Regions from separate parts of the Homo sapiens genome. Here region 2 is linked to region 1. A link is a loop called in an ENCODE intact Hi-C map of the cell type or tissue named here. Cell type or tissue: PC-9. All regions are shown on one strand.

The links. Hi-C counts contacts between places; a loop is a spot of excess contacts. Peaks named below come from ENCODE experiments on the same cell type or tissue, not always from the same donor. Only the 100,000 strongest peaks of a DNase experiment are listed, where the experiment ranks them.
Region 2: it touches region 1 in a loop (3-fold over the local background); 5 of 110 quality-filtered maps call a loop at or near these places.

The regions. Positions count from the first base shown.
Region 1 is chr15:59,721,278-59,729,277 of GRCh38, reverse strand. No RefSeq gene overlaps it. Among named protein-coding and RNA genes, the nearest start is that of BNIP2, 36 kb to the right of the region's middle. In PC-9, a CTCF peak has its summit at 4,221 (motif pointing left); a DNase peak (open chromatin) is centred at 4,147.
Region 2 is chr15:59,913,274-59,921,273 of GRCh38, reverse strand. No RefSeq gene overlaps it. Among named protein-coding and RNA genes, the nearest start is that of FOXB1, 87 kb to the left of the region's middle. RefSeq lists enhancers at 1,429-1,538, 1,599-1,648. In PC-9, a CTCF peak has its summit at 3,549 (motif pointing left); DNase peaks (open chromatin) are centred at 1,743 and 3,563; H3K27ac peaks cover 2,302 bases.

The DNA.
Region 1 (8,000 bases):
ATGTACCCAATGACAAAAAGTCATTCAGAACTAAAGTCTTAAACACTGGCTTCCAGCACTTTTGCATAGGATAGCACATTGGCCCATTTGCTGGAAGTGGGCACGAGGGTCAATTCACACATCCTCCCTCCTAAAATTATGTAAGAGGCACCATTGTGTTTTCATGCTATCACTTACACACCTTAGATGGCTCTTTTCTGTCCTTCTGTCCATAATAATGTCCCACACCCTATTCCTAACAGTAGGGAGTAGGAGAGGCATTTTACAAATAACTGAGATATATCAGCCCCTCATTTGTTCACCCTCCAAAGTAGTTCTTACTTAAGAGTTCAGAACACATTGACCGCCCAGGGTACTTCATTAGTTTCCATATTCATGACTAACAAACACATCTTCTAATAATTTTTTTTTATTTTGCTACTCAGGGTCTCTGCTGATCGGAAATGTTGAAGTATTATAGATTCAAAATGTTACGGAGATTCAAAAGAAAAAAACAAAACTACCCATCCTGAGTGACACTTTACATTTTCATGATGCCACCTATGCCAGAAGCATGTTTATTGAAAGCCACAGTAGTAAAAATACAGAATTTAAAAATTTCCCTTAAAAACCTGTATTCTAGTCGTAGTGAGGTCATCATGACTGGCGATTTCCCTTTAGAAAAACCTTTAAAGCATGAAAAAATGTTGATGTTGGTACCCAAACACATATCGCCATACAGTGTAACAACGGCTGCAATTCCAGTGCTTGCTTCATCGTCAGCCTCAACAGAGAGCTGCAGGGAAGAAAGACCTTCTACAGCACTTGCCCAAGATCTTTCCCCTGCCCTAAGACAAAGAGAAGGAATTATAGGCGGTGATAATAGAGATGGCAGGCACAGCTCTCATGTTCTGTATTTAAACATTTCTTTTTTATTTTTTATTTTTTGTATTTTTTCTTTTTTTTGCAGAGATGGAGTTTTGCTCTTACTGCCCAGGCTGGAGTGCAATGGCATGATATTGGCTTATCACAACCTCCACCTCCCAGGTTCAAGCTATTCTCCTGCCTCAGCCTCCCAAGTAGCTGGGATTACAGGCATGTGCCACCACGCCTGGCTAATTTTTGTATTTTTAGCAGAGACGGGGTTTCTCCATGTTGGTCAGGCTGCTCTCGAACTCCCGACCTCAGGTGATCCACCCGCCTTGGCCTCCCAAAGTGCTGGGATTACAGGCGTGAGCCACCATGCCTGGCCTTAAATACATTTCTTAAATATAATATTCAAATCCAAAATACAGTGATTTCTGCTCACTCCTTTTTGTTTCCAGGGAAATAAAGTCTGTAATAGGCAGATAGCCCTCTTCAAATAAAAAAAGTCCAGTGGGTCCAGGAGGGTTGAAGCTGGAATCCAGTCTCAGCTCCAGTACCACCCGCTCCTAATTATCAGGAAGGAGTGGCTTGGGCTGCTCTGGCCATGGTGTCTGGGCAAATTAATGTGATCCCAGATAAAGACTTAATTAGAAAACCTAGGTCTCTTCAGGAGATCAGAACCTGGGGTGGGAATAGTTAAAGGCAGAAGATGAGGCTGCACTGAAAGTGATCCTGTGTACTAAAACATTATAAACAACTTGCATGCCACAAATAGTTATTTACCAGATGTTTGGGGAAACAGATGACCTCTAGACATTTGTAATCTAGAGCTATATGTAGTATAATGACATTTAAGTTTCTATGAGAGTACAGAAGTGACAATGATTTATTCCTCAGTATGGGGTGATGCTATGGGAGGAGGGACAGGCAGACAGGCAGAGGAGTGGTTCAGGAGGCCTTTTAGAGGATGCAGCATTTGAACTAGGCCTAGATGGGTTTCACTAGCTAGACAAGGAGGAAAGGATATTTCAGGAAGAAGGACCGGCATAAGCAAAGTTTGGAGGCATGGAACCTGCCGGATTTGGGGAAGAGTAAATCGTTTTGTGTGTCTGGAATGTGGGGGCTGTGGAGTTAGGGTTCAAGAACTGGGAAGGCAGAAGGAAGAAGTTGTAAAAGTTCTCTGTACTTGGCCAAAGAGTTTCAACATGATCCTGCATGCAGGAGGTTGACAAGCATTCACTTGCAGTTTTCAAAGGTAACTTTACAGATGTAGAGTCAGGATGTAGACTTCACTGTAGCCATTAAGGGAACTGAAGAACACTATGGTAAAACCTATTTTTTTTTCAATGAGTAAATTGTGCCAAATACTGTTCTAAGTGCTTTCCACACATTGATGCATTGAATCCTCACAACAGCCCTCTGAGGTAGGTTCTCCCCATTTTACAGGCAAGGGAACTGAGACACAGAGAGGTTAAGTAATGTGTCTGAGATCATACAGTGGTAGGGGCAGGATAGAACCCCAAGCAGTTTGGCTTCAGTGTTTGTGTTCAGAATCATTCTGCCAAGTTTCTTCTCCTGGGCACTGGTCCCCATATGTGCTCACGGTAATTCCTCTGTAAATGCTGCTGCTCTCTCATCTCTCAATAATGGGGCTGCCTTTTTAGCGCCATCCCATCATCTGTCTTCCTTGACCTGCTGGAGGTCAAATAAGAGAACAAGGAGCACTCACTTTTCCTTTATTCTCCTTAATGGGCATTCACCTTCCATTTACAGTGCATGAAATGGTGCCAACAAAACAGAGCCTAGGGCTTTAGGGAAGACATTTTAATATACATGCTTTGATATTTATAGATAGTTTTTGGTCAGTGAATGTTACTTTATTCTGTGAGCTACCCTTTCAAAGAAACCCAAGTAGCTGGGATTACAGGAATGAGCCGCCACGCCTGGCTAATTTTTGCATTTTTAGTAGAGACAGGGTTTCTCCATGTTGGCCAGGCTGCTCTCGAACTCCCGACCTCAGGTGATCCACCCTCCTCGGCCTCCCAAAGTGCTGGGATTACAGGCATGAGCCACCGTGCCCGGCCTTAAATACATTTTTTAAATATAATATTCAAATCCAAAATACAGTGATTTGTGCATATTCTTTTTTGTTTCCAGGGAAATAAAGTCTGGAATAGGCAGATAGCCCTCTTCAAATAAAAAAAGTTCAGGGGGTCCAGGAGGGATGAAGCTGGAATCCAGCCTCAGCTCCAACTATTAGAGAACACTTTTGATATGAGTCTGTAAAGTTAATTCAGATGGTTTGCCAAAGCCACCAGTCTTAATTAATGACTTACTGTAACCTCCAGTTTTATTAGGTGTATATTTCTAGTATATTGGCATGTATATTAACACTGGCCTGTGAATAAACTGACAGTTCTTAAATGATATGAGATAAACTTATTTTCTTATGAGGAATTCACTTTTGCCTTGAACTTATAGTAAAATGATTATTAGTTCAGTAAATTATGACTTCAATATGTTTTGATCCCTTTGCAATAGAAAGACTGTCCAGATTTCATTTCTTGATGAAACGATGCTTTGGGTAAGTCTTTTTAGTTATTCTCATGCTCTAGCAAGTAGTACTCTTAGCTTTATAGCCATAAACTTTCCAAGTGGAAAAACATTCACTAAGGGTCTGCTAGTTTTATTTTTTTAGTAATATCCCACCCTGGTTTAATAACATTCCACAATATTCCTAATATTTTAAAGGATGTATTAAATGTACGTATACACACACATACATCACGTGAAAATTGATTACAATCTTCTTTAACTGGTAATAAAATGCATATAGTACATTTACATTGAGATAAGATATTAATAAAATAAACAATGTGGGTCTTACAGCAACAAAAAGTACCTGGAGAGTCCACTGTCCAATTTGAAACAATTTGCATCATTCCCCAAAAAGGGGGCACCAGGTGTGGTACGATTTTTATCTGTGTATTTCACAGGCAAGGTCTGGTTGAGATGTGGTGGTAGAAGTAAAAAGTATTCAGTTACTGCTCAATTACCAAATGTCCTAGCCATTTTGTCTCCCAAATCCTTGCCTTTTTGAAAGTAAACTTTGAAATTAATATGTCACTCAAAGTCACCGTGAGGATAACATAAGAAGCTAACATCTTTCATCTGAAGTGAACCCAGACAGTCTGATCCAGGCTACAGTAAGTAAGAAGCCAACTTCTTAGGGCTTACATTGTATTTAAAGGTTATTCTCAAGCGTAGTTAAAGACTGTGGTTTTCCCATAGAGCTGATAAAGGGTAGTTGGTATTTATTTCCTCGTTGAAGTGGCGCCACCATGTGGCATTAGCGTCACACAGTTTACAATTCACTCAACCAGGTGACTTCAAAATTAGGAGATTTTTTACTTTTTTTCATTTGGAAACATTTGTATCATTTTAAATTTTGTGCATAAAGAGTGATTCAAGGCTGGGCATGGTGGCTCATGCCTGTAATCCCAGCACTTTGGGAAGCCGAAGCAAGTGGATCACCTGAGGTCAGGAGTTTGAGACCAGCCTGGCGAACATGGTGAAACCCCATCTCTACTAAAAATATAATATTTAGCTGGGCATGGTGCCACGTGCCTGTAATCCCAGCTACGTGGGAGGCTGAAACAGGAGAATTGCTTGAACCCGGGAGGCGGACGTCGCAGTGAGCCAAGATTGCGCCACTGCACTCCAGCCTGGGTGACACAGCTAGACTCTGTCTCAAAAAAAGAGTGATTCAATTTATACATGTTTATTATGTGATTTCAAATTACCATATTCAAGTTCACATAAAATATGAATGGGTTGTGTTTTTGTATAGCAGTATACATAGTGCTTAAGAGAATGCACTTTGGAGCCAGTTAGCATAAATTCAAATTCCAGCTCTGCTACTTACTCTGTGTATAATATTGAGCAAATACTCTGTGTATAATATTGAGCAAAGTACCCAACCCTTCCAAGTCTCAGTTTTCTTATCCGAGGCGGGGGGATCACCTGAGGTCAGGAGTTTGAGACCAGCATGGCCAACATGGCAAAACCCTGTCTCTACTAAAAATACAAAAATTAGCTGGGTGTGGTAACAGATACCTGTAATTCCAGCTACTTCGGAGGCTGAGGCAGGAGAATCACTTGAACGCGGGAGGTGGAGGTTGCGGTGAGCAGAGATGGCACCACTGCACTCCAGCCTGGGTGACAAGAGTGAAACTCCGTCTCAAAATATAAATAAAGAGAGAGAGAGAGAAGTATCTGGCACCTCCCCTCTCCCTTGCTTCTGCTCTGGCCATGTGAAGTGCCTTCTCCCGCTTTGCCTTCTGCCATGAGTTAAATCTCCCTGAGGCCTCCCCAGAAGCTAAGCAGACGCTGGTGCCATGCTTTCTGTACAGCATGCAGAACTTTGAGTCAATTAAACCTCTTCTCTTTATAAATTAGCTAGGCTCAGACATTTAGCAATGCAAGAACAGCCTAACACAAAGGCAGAAACCTCATGACCTCAGCACCTCCCAGAAGGCACCTCCCAACACTGTTGCATCAGGGATTAAGTTTCCAACACATGAATTTGAGGGGACACATTCAGACTATGGCACTGTGTATATGAAACCACAACATTTTGTATTAATTAAATCACATCTTAGAGAAAAAATTACAAGTACATTTGCATAGAAGAAAATAGGAAGGTATACTATAACACATTGGGAACAGTTAGCTCTCATGGATGACTTTTATTTCCTTTTTGCTTAACTCTATTTTCTCCAAATTCCGTAACCAATATATATCACTTTTGGAATGGGGGGAGAAAAACCAAAGACAAATTTTATTCTAAAAAAAGAGAATTATCTCCTGAATGTGAATAAAGTACTTAAAAGCTCACTATTTAGCAACTGAAAACCATATTCGGTAAGACTGCAATTCATGACAGACCTTCCTACCCTTATTGCTATTGGCTGAAATTCCTGAAAATATAATTTTGCTCATTTTTAAAAAACAAATACCCCTGTAATCCCAGCACTTTGGGAGGCCGAAGCAGGTGTATCACCTGAGGTCAGGAGTTTGAAAACAGCCTGACCAACATGGTGAAACCCTGTCTACTAAAAATACAAAAAATTAGCTGGGCATGGTGGCGCATGCCTGTAATCTCAGCTACTCTGGAGGCTGAGGTGGCAAGAGAATTGCTTGAACCTGGGAGGAGAAGGTTGCAGTGAGCCGAGATCGCGCCAATACACTCTAGCCTGGGCAACAAGAGTGAAACTCCATCTCAAATAAAGAAAAAAAACAATATCCAAAATAGCACTTTAGTGTATTGAGAATTTCTCCTGCTAATAATTAATACTGTGGGCTTTTGGGGTTCTAAATTACTCTGAGGAAAATCTGAAATACAGAAAAACCCATTTTTTAAAATGTCAAGGTTCTTACGATGTCTGACTTTATTTCCATTTCAAGTGCACTTGGGCCTCCAAAACTGAATTTCTTAACTTTTCTGACTCTGGAAACATTTCCAAGGAGTACTTGCAAGAAGCCCGCTTCAAACTGGAATCCTTCCGCTTGGATATAATCATGCAAACAGCCGAGAGAATTTATTTAACCTTCAGCCAACTGCTCACCCAACTTGAAATTATTGATAGCCCATCAGCAATGATCAAGATGGAGAGGCTAAATGAAGAGGTGCTTTTTTTTACAAGAGAACCGTTGAGCTGGTAACAGGACTTGAAATGCCGTGTCAGCTCAGCTCGCATGGTCAGGGAGCTCAGCTGCTGGAAGGAAATAAAACTGTTCAGTTAAGGCCGCCCTCCAATCAGTCACAGGGGTAATGGTGTTTGGCTTCAGTCAGGTTGTATGTCAGCAAATATACATCTCTTAGACAGCCCCTAAGAGTGCCTTAAGATCATGCTTATTGTTTTATATAGATAGGGGTCGGGAGCTGATAAATGGTGGTCATAGGCCACCGAAATAAATTTTACCATGTTCAGCAGGTAAACTTAATCTCAATACTGGAGAATGAGAGAGCCATTTTGATAGAATATTCATTCCATTGACAGTGATGGGACATTTTTCCTCTGTTAATGTCCTGTGCAGATCATATGAAAGTAGATATCCTCTTCTCCCCATGCCCCAGCCCCCACTGTATGAGGCCCACGTGCAGGAAAGAGACACCAGATACAGTCTTAGCGATTCACTGGGATTGAACTTTAAAGACCGAGGGTGATTGACAGCGCTCTTCAGGGAAATGAACACACCACAGCACTACCCTGATGCAGTCAGAGTGACACAGGAATCAGACACAGAAATGAAAAACTAGTGGCGGTTATGTGGAATCATTTCTGCGCTATCCTGAGTCCGAAAAAGGATTGGAAGCAGCATTAAGAGGTCAATAAGTCAGAGAAGGGAAATGCGTGGCACAGGGCTGCCACCCTCTCCCAAGCTACTGTCAAACACCAGCACTCAGCCACAGTTCCCTTTCCCAGGGAATTCAGGTGAAGCTCAGAATCTCAACCAGTGTTTCAGGCACTCAGATTAAAAAGAATTTGCCCCCATCTCACTAAGTCCTTAAAATCTAGAAATCTGCCTTCTAAGGAATTTATTGAGTCCTCTAAAAGTTTCTAGAAAGGCAATTAGAAGGCACCTTAAGTATTAGAGCCTGTGAAAAACAGAGAATATGATATGGTCCCTCAAAGACAATCTGTCTGGCTGCAAGAGATTTTTCTTAGGAATGATAAATGAGGCCCAGCAGAAACAGGACACTGTGCTATTCATTGGAGAAATGAGAAGACTTTTTCAAAGGATTGGATGCTCTTATCCCCAGGCCAAGAGTCAGCACGCCTCATGAATCTGAATCAGGGTGCCTGCAAGAGCCCTTCAGAGCCAATCTTTATTAGAAAGCCTTAGAAAGGTTGAAGGGGAATAAGGAAAAAGAAGTCGTATTAGAAAAATGTGACTTCATGCCTACTTTATGGCAGATATACCCAAAGAAATCAACCCATTTGCCAATGACTATAGTCCTCTTAAGACCTGCTGTAGGGATAGGCACAATGGCTCACGCCTGTAATCCTAGCACTTTGGGAGGTCAAGGCAGGAAGATTGCTTGAGTCTAGGAGTTTGAGACCAGCCTGGACAACATAGCAAGACCCCGT
Region 2 (8,000 bases), 190 kb before region 1:
CTCACTGCAGGCTTCGCCCCCTGGGTTCACGCCATTCTCCTGCCTCAGCCTCCCAAGTAGCTGGGACTACAGGCGCCCGCCACCTCGCCCAGCTAATTTTTTGTATTTTTAGTAGAGACGGGGTTTCACCCTGTTAGCCAGGATGGTCTCAATCTCCTGACCTCGTGATCCGCCTGCCTCGGCCTCCCAAAGTGCTGGGATTACAGGCGTGAGCCACCGCGCCTGGCGAATAAACATTTTTTTTTTTTTTCCAAATCAGATGCCTGAGCACTACCTGGCAATCTTTCAAAGCAACATTTGCAAGGGTAAGGCTGGCAAAGTAGATGTGGATCCACAGGTATTTCTAACGGGCCCTAAAGCAGCGATTCTTGACATTTACTATGTATATGAATGAGCTGGGATCTTCTTAAAATGTAGATTCCGATTCAGCAGTTTTATGGTAAGGCCTGAGATTCTGCATTTCTAGCAAGCTCTGAGGCAATACCACTGGTGCTAGTGCATGGACCATGCTTTGAGCAGCAAGATACTACAGGCTGAGGGCCACCCTGTGTATTCGATTTGCACATTTCAAGGTGTGTCTGAACGGGCCAACCAGCCTGCCAGGGTGCATAAAAAGACCTGTTTCTAATAGGATTTATTCATAGTGATATTTCTCACTTTCTTCCAAGATGTGTAGAGCTTATTTTACTTTATTTTATTTTTATTTTTCCTAGAAACAGGGTTTTTCCATGTTGGCCAGGCTGGTCTCCAACTCATGACCTCAAGTGATCCGCCTGCCTCGGCCTCTCAAAATGCTGGGATTACTGGCATGAGCCACTGCACCCAGCCTAGAGCTCATTTTAAAGTAGTTCAAAGTGAACACAGTCCAGCCTCTAAAAGCTGGAGTACGCATGTGTACATTTTTTATTTAACTAACACTTTGGTGCTCCAGGTCTCACCTAGACTCTGGAAAGACAAAGAAAAGTGAGACAGGATCTCTTATGGAGCTCACAGTGGGGGTGAACCATCATCCTGGTTCGCTCAGAACTGCAAGTGTGACTTTAGCAGTCACACTTTATCAGGGAAGAAAGACATGTAGGCCAATTAACTATATACAATTAGTGAGGGCAGAGGAGGAGTGATATGGCTTGGATATTTGTCCCCTCCAAATCTCATGTTGAAATGTAATCCCCAGTGTTGGAGGTGGGGCTTAGTGGGAAGTGTTTGGGTCATGGGGAGGCAGCCCCCCACAAATGTCTTTGTGCTGTCCTCGAGATAATGAGTGATCTGTCATGAGATCTGGCTGTTTAAAAGTGTGTGACACCTCCTCCTTCTCTCTCTCTCTCTTCTTTCTCTCTCTTTCTACACCTCAGGTGATTCACCCACCTCAGCCTCCCAGAGTGCTGGGATTATAGGCATGAGCCACTGTGCCCAGCCCTGACTTACATTTTTAAAACTCCACTCTGGCTGCTGTGTTGAGAAGCAACTGTGTGGTAGGGGAAGGGCATGAGGAGGAAGACTGGTTATGAGGCTGTTACAAGAGAGGATGGGAGCTCAGACAAGGCTGGATGCAGGGGAGTGGGTTTCTCTCTGTGGGTTTCCCCAGTCCCTGGAGAGTCGAGGCCCTTTCAACCTCTGGAGAACTGACTTTTCCAACTACTTGGGTGATCTGGGCAGATTTATCACCCTCCCAAGGCTTCATTTTCATCATCTGTAAAATGCAGACAGTCATATCTGCCTTTTCTGACTCATGAGGTTCTTGTGAGAATTGAATGAGATCACCGCTGTGGAAAGCATAGAGCAAAGCAGGAAAGAAAACAGGTATGAGTCAAAAGCCACCAGCGAGACCTCTAATCTGGCAATACCAAAAGAGAAATGCTGCTGTCTCGTCATTGGCTCAGACCATTCATGAAAGGGTGCTGCCGAATTTAAAGGTTAAACCCTAAATCATAGATTGAGAGGAGACATTGATGATTATTTGGTCAAGATCCACATCTCTCAGATAAAAGGAAACTGAGATGCAGAAATGAAGGTTGCTTTCCCGAGACAATGCAGTGAGAGGTGGAGCCACGCTAGAGTCTCAGTTCCTGGTCTTCCTCTGCCATGCGGCCCATCTCAAAGTCCTGTCAAATGTCTCAGTCTCAAAAACTAACCAAAGCACAATTAAGATAAAAGGAAAAAGAAAGCTGGGTGCTGTGGCTCACGCCTGTAATCCCAACACTTTGGGAGGCTGAGGCGGGAGGATCGCTTGAGCCCAGGATTTCAAAACCAGTCTGGGTAATGTAGTAAGACCCCATTTCTACTTTAAAAAAATTAAAATAAATACATAAATTACAAAAAAAGAAGGAAAAGGAAAAGAAGGCGCTCAGTTATGAGGTGTACAACAGCTTTGTAGCTTGCAGGTGCATAATAGAATTTGATCTTCCCAATGACTCCTGGAGTTTTCAAATACTCCCATTTTACAAATAAGGAAACAGAGATTTGGGAAGATCAGCCAAATGATCCCACATTACACAGCCAGCAAGTGGCTAGGAAAAGATTCCAGCTCATATCTCTGGCTTTCCCCTGCATTTAATGAAAACCTTTGGAGAGAGCTGAAATTGGCTTAATTTCAGAGAGTATTATCTCTATTGTTCTAATTATTCTCCCTGAGTCCTACAGGAGAGGATTGGAAAGAATGTTTTTTATTTGTGAGTGTAGTCTAGTGCTTATTAGAATTTCTGAGCTTTCACACTGGAAGTTTCAACAGGCTTACTGTGATGCTTTTGAAGTGCTGAGTGTAAATTTAAGTCTCAAAAACATTCTCAAGCCAAGTGCACTGATATATTTTTAGATAATAGCAGGAAAAGTTATGTAAGTGGATGCTTTACAGAGGGACACACACTGAGGGTCACATGCTGCAGTTTTCTGAACTGTAAAAGCAAAGAGAGAATGTATGAGATGAGGAAGGGACCCGATTTTGGTGCAGAGACCAGAGGCAAAACTGCTGTTGAAAAAGCAAACCTCAAAGACCCATCCTTGCTGTTCATCTGGGATATACGCTATGTCCTTTGGTTTTAACTTCTAAGTGATGTATTCATTTGAATCAAGAGAGCTACAGGAAGGTTTTAAAAAGCAGAACGGTTGTGCTAGAACACAGAACACAGGGGAAGGAACCCTGAGTTTGAAATGTCCGTGTATTCTTGGGGCCTAAACATGGCTAACATAGGCTTTGAATCTGCCCAATGAATGCAGGTTCCCTCCCCGTGCGCTTTCCCTTGACAGCAGACACAGAGGCCCGGGAGCTGTTGGCTTACCAACCCCTAGTCCGTTGGTCAGATATTGGGGGTCCTCAGGCCATGAGCCTGTGGGGTGAGTCCCCAGGGCCCTCCATGACCCTGAGAGCTATAATCCCCTCTGACCCCATGCTGTGACTGTGTTGTCACTACTGAACTTTATCCTGTTTCTGATTTGAACCCTAATCCCAGAAAGACTGAAGTCCCATCATGAATGCAGCTTAATCCTTGCCAAACCCGTCCCTGTGAGGCCCAGCCATCTCACTGACCCCAGGCATACCTCTCCAGGTACCACCCCACACTGCCACCTTCTGGCATTTCTGATACGTTCACTCTCAGCCGGCTCTGGCCCCACCCTCTCCACTTTATGGCTACACTCTGCAGAGAGATAGAATGCCTGCCCACGCCACTCTAGCCCTTTGGGACGTAGGTGCTGGTTGCAGCCTAAAGTAGGGTTAGCTCCTTCAGTCACTCATTATCCCAGTAGCTACCCTAAAGTTTCATCAGTCTCATGTTCCAAGCTGCATATATTGAGGCAATCTCAAGATTAGTAGTAATTAGTATAATTAACATTCATTGAATGAAGGTTTTATTTTAGCTGTTTGACCTTAGACAAGTTACTTTTACCTCTGTGATCCTCATTTTCTCATCTACAAAATGGAGTCGTAATAGTACTTACTTTATTCTGAAATCATTAGTTGAGTGGCTACATGTGTGAATTATAGTTCTATTTTAATTTGTTTGCTTGTTTTGTTTTTTTGAGATGGAGTCTCACTCTGTCACCCAGGCTGGAGTGCAGTGGCATGATCTCAGCTCACCGCAAACTCTCCCTCCTGGATTCAAGGGATTCTCATGCCTCAGCCTTCCAAGTAGCTGGGACTACAGGCAAGCGCTACCATGCCCAGCTAATTTTGTATTTTTAGTAGAGATGGGGTTTTGTCATGTTGGTCAGGCTGATCTCGAACTCCTGACTCAAGTGATCCACCCATCTCAGCCTCCCAAGGTGTTGGGATTACAGGCGCGAGCCACTGTGCCCAGCCATAGTTCTGGTTTTAGGAAAGTGTATGTAAAGTGCTTTGCAAAGCCTGGCACCTAACCATACAATAGTGGTAGTATGTGTAAATATTAATCATCCAGTAGTAGTGTGTACCAGGCACTTTTCCAGGGGGCTTTGTATACATTACATTATTAATTCTGAATACTTGAAAGTAAAGAAGTATTATACCCATTTTACAGATGAAGCTGAAACTTAAGGCTTCTAAGTAATGCCTCAAAACCACACACTTGGTAAGTGGGTAAATGGCTGGAATTTGAACCCTGGTGCGTTTGACTCCAAGGTTGACCTCTTAAGTCATAAAGATGTGGATGACAATGAAAGCTCTGAATGACAGCTCATTATAACAATAGAACGCTTGATGGTCAGGGATCCTCTGTGATTAATTGCCTCAGGAATGGAACAAATAGTGAGTTTTGCAAATAGTAAATACTTCAGCAGTGCAGAGAAAAAGACCATTATTTCCACAGGCTTAATAACAAAAAGCTTTAGGAGAGAATTTTTCGCTAGCTTTTTATCAAAGGAATACACGTATGGTATAGAAAAAATTCAGAGACTTACTTTACTCCTAGCTTTATTTTACTCTTTTATGCTTTTGTTTTTAAATCTATTTCTAACTCTTCTTGCTACCTCACATGCTGCCAGCATTACTCTGTACTGTTGTTACCTTTGGTAAAATAATCTATTCATAGCCGTTAGGATTACAAATGCAGACATCCTCTGACCCAGCTTTTAAGACTATTTTTTTTTTAAATAAAACACCAGTATATATATGGAAGTACGTTTCTTGTAGCATTGCTTACAGTTGGCAAAACAAATTCAAATCAAGACAATGCCCATATATATCAATAAGAGGATACTTGTATAAATTGAGACTCATTGATTGTAGGAGTCATTATATGCCTATTACAAAGAATGAATTAGATTTCTCTACAATAATCTGAATTAAACTGTCTTCAAATCTTAACAGCTTAGAATTTGGGAACCAAATCTACTTTAATAAAAGGTGAAGTAACATAGGGAAAAGTAAAAACGTGTGTTTGTAGTTGATCCAAAAAGACATTGGCACGAGCTCAATACCGGGAAGACATAACTCAATAGTACCTTGTATGAAATGGGTAAGGGCGTGGTAGCTCATTCCTGTAATCCTAGCACTTTGGGAGGCTGAGGCAGGCAGGTCGCTTGAGGCCAGGAATTCAAGACCAGCCTGGCCAACATGGCGAAACCCCGTCTCCACTAAAAAGAAAAAATGATAATAACACAAAAATTAGTCTGGGGTGGTGGCACGCACCCGTAATCTCAGCTACTTGGGAGGCTGAGGCAGGAGAATCTATTGAGCCTAGTAGGTCGCACCACTGAACTCCAGCATGAACAATAGAGAGAGAATCTGTCTCAAAAAAAAAAAAGAAGGAAGGATAGGGAATGGAAGAGAAGGGAAGGGAGGAAGAAGGGAGGGAGGGAGGGGAGGAGGAAATGGGTAGAGGGCTTTTGTAGATTGTAAACTGAATATAACCTAAAGGTGTCCAGGCAAGAAAGCTAATGGGTAGTTTAGGCAGGTCTAGAACTTTTAGAAGAGGAGGGAAGATCATCCTGCTATTCTGTATGTTGACCCCATCGGAGAATCACGTTCAGTTTAAAACAAACATGTTCACCAAGGTAATGAGGCTAAAATCATGCCATTGGAGAAATAGCTGAAGGAACATACTTCTTTCTTCTGAAGAAGAGCAGACCCAAAGGACACTTTGGTCTTTTGTCCCCAAATTTCATGTCACATGGAAGCAAAATATTAGACTTTTTCTATGGAGCCTGAAAGCTAAAACCAGGACAAGTGAGTGGGTAGAAGTCAACTCAGGAGAGAGGTTTAGCCCAAAATAAGGAAGGCATTGCGAGCTATCAGAGCTTGCCAAGAACGGTATAAAATGGCTTGCTCTAGAGATTCCCTGGAATCTCCAGATCAGCCATTGGATCCAAGTCCAAGAGGCTTGTTGTGTCTTAAGCAAGTAACCTCTGGAGTCTCAGTTTCCTCATCCATAAAGATAAGCAAATCTACATTGCCCAGTTTATAGAATTGTACAGAAGAATAAATTATATAACATATGTAAAAGTACTAGGCAATCAGGAACTATTATTACTGTATTGTCATGATTTGCAAAATTAACAAGGAGCATGATTTCTTTGGTCCTGGAAAACTAGGACTACCAAAGACAGGACCATTCTGAGAATTTAATCTTAGACTTCTAAGTACTTTTTAGGGTATAGAAGTAAATTTAAAAAAAAATACCATCCTCTGTAAAAAGCAGGCATTGTTAGCTTTTCAGAAAACTTTTTGGAGCCTAAATTTACTTTTCCAGATAAAAGAAGTAGAAAAGGAACTTGGGTGTGATGAAGCATTGGCCCAAAAGTCTTTCTTAAGTGTAACTTTATTAATTAATTAAATTAATTACTTATAACAAATTGAACATTCTTAGTTGCTAATTACAAAAGCAGAGAGGGCTGTACTTGAAGATGGAGGAGCTGAGTAAAGACTGGTTTAAGGACTCAAAGATCGTTAGCACTGGATGGGATCTCAGAGAAGACTGAATGAAAAAGAAGGATCAGTAACGATGTAAAGTCGCTCACCCATAACTTTATTGCTCGTAGCAGCCCTGGCAATGCTCTCCTAAGGCTCATGCTTTGGTGTCCTGGATTTGATTTCTAGGCAGGATCAGAGGAGAAAGTAAGGTAAGGAGGAAAAAGAAGGGAAATGTAGAAAAAGAGTTCTTTGACTGAAAAGGAATCATTTCCATTACCCACCCCCACCAAAGAATCTAACACATGCATAAATATGTGTGGGAAATGCTTGCTTTTTAATGGAGGCTATCACATGGAAATGGCCACTATTTGAACTCTATTCTAAGGAGAAAAAAGTATTAAAAGGTAAAAAAAAGGTTCATGTTCCAAAATGTTTATTACAGTACCATTCCCAACAGTGAAGAATCAGAATAACCCTAGTGTTCAGTAAACAAGAGGATGTTTAAGTAAATTATGACAAAGCCTACCAAACATTATACAACCAGTACAGATGGTGTCACCACGATTGTGAAATACAATAAGCAAATGCTTTGTTCTAGTGACAAACGGAGGGAAGACGGTGTTGGGGGCACAGTATTGATTGGAGAGAAGATTTCAAGTCATAATCTATTGTACTCGAGAAGGGAAAGAAAAGTAGATTTGTAGATATAAAATGAATTAAATTAGTAAATTATAAAAAGATGTGAATTCCAAGAAGACTTTATAAAGAGACAGACACATTAAGGAGACATGTGCAGAGCTGGAATAGTTTGTATTCTTTTGACCTCAGGAGTGAGAAAGCTAAGAACAGCGTAGGGGCTACCTGAGTGGGGTTACAGCTTCAAGATAGGCCATACTGAGTGCTCCCCACTCCCAGTGGCTTGGACAAAGAGGTACTCGCCTTCTAATGAGAAATACCACGTGCAAACTTGGTGAATGGTAATTAAAGATAAAGCCACCTTGGGTCCAGGGAGGAGTGTACGGGAGACTAGTGACATAAGAAGAACATGAGGATACTTCTGGGTTCGGATAATTCCCAACTTCATACACACAATTTTATAACTCGGAACAAAGCATGTACATATGTGCCAGGAGACAGCAGACCTGTGGTTTCATTTCTCCCTTAGTTTAGTTGCAACATA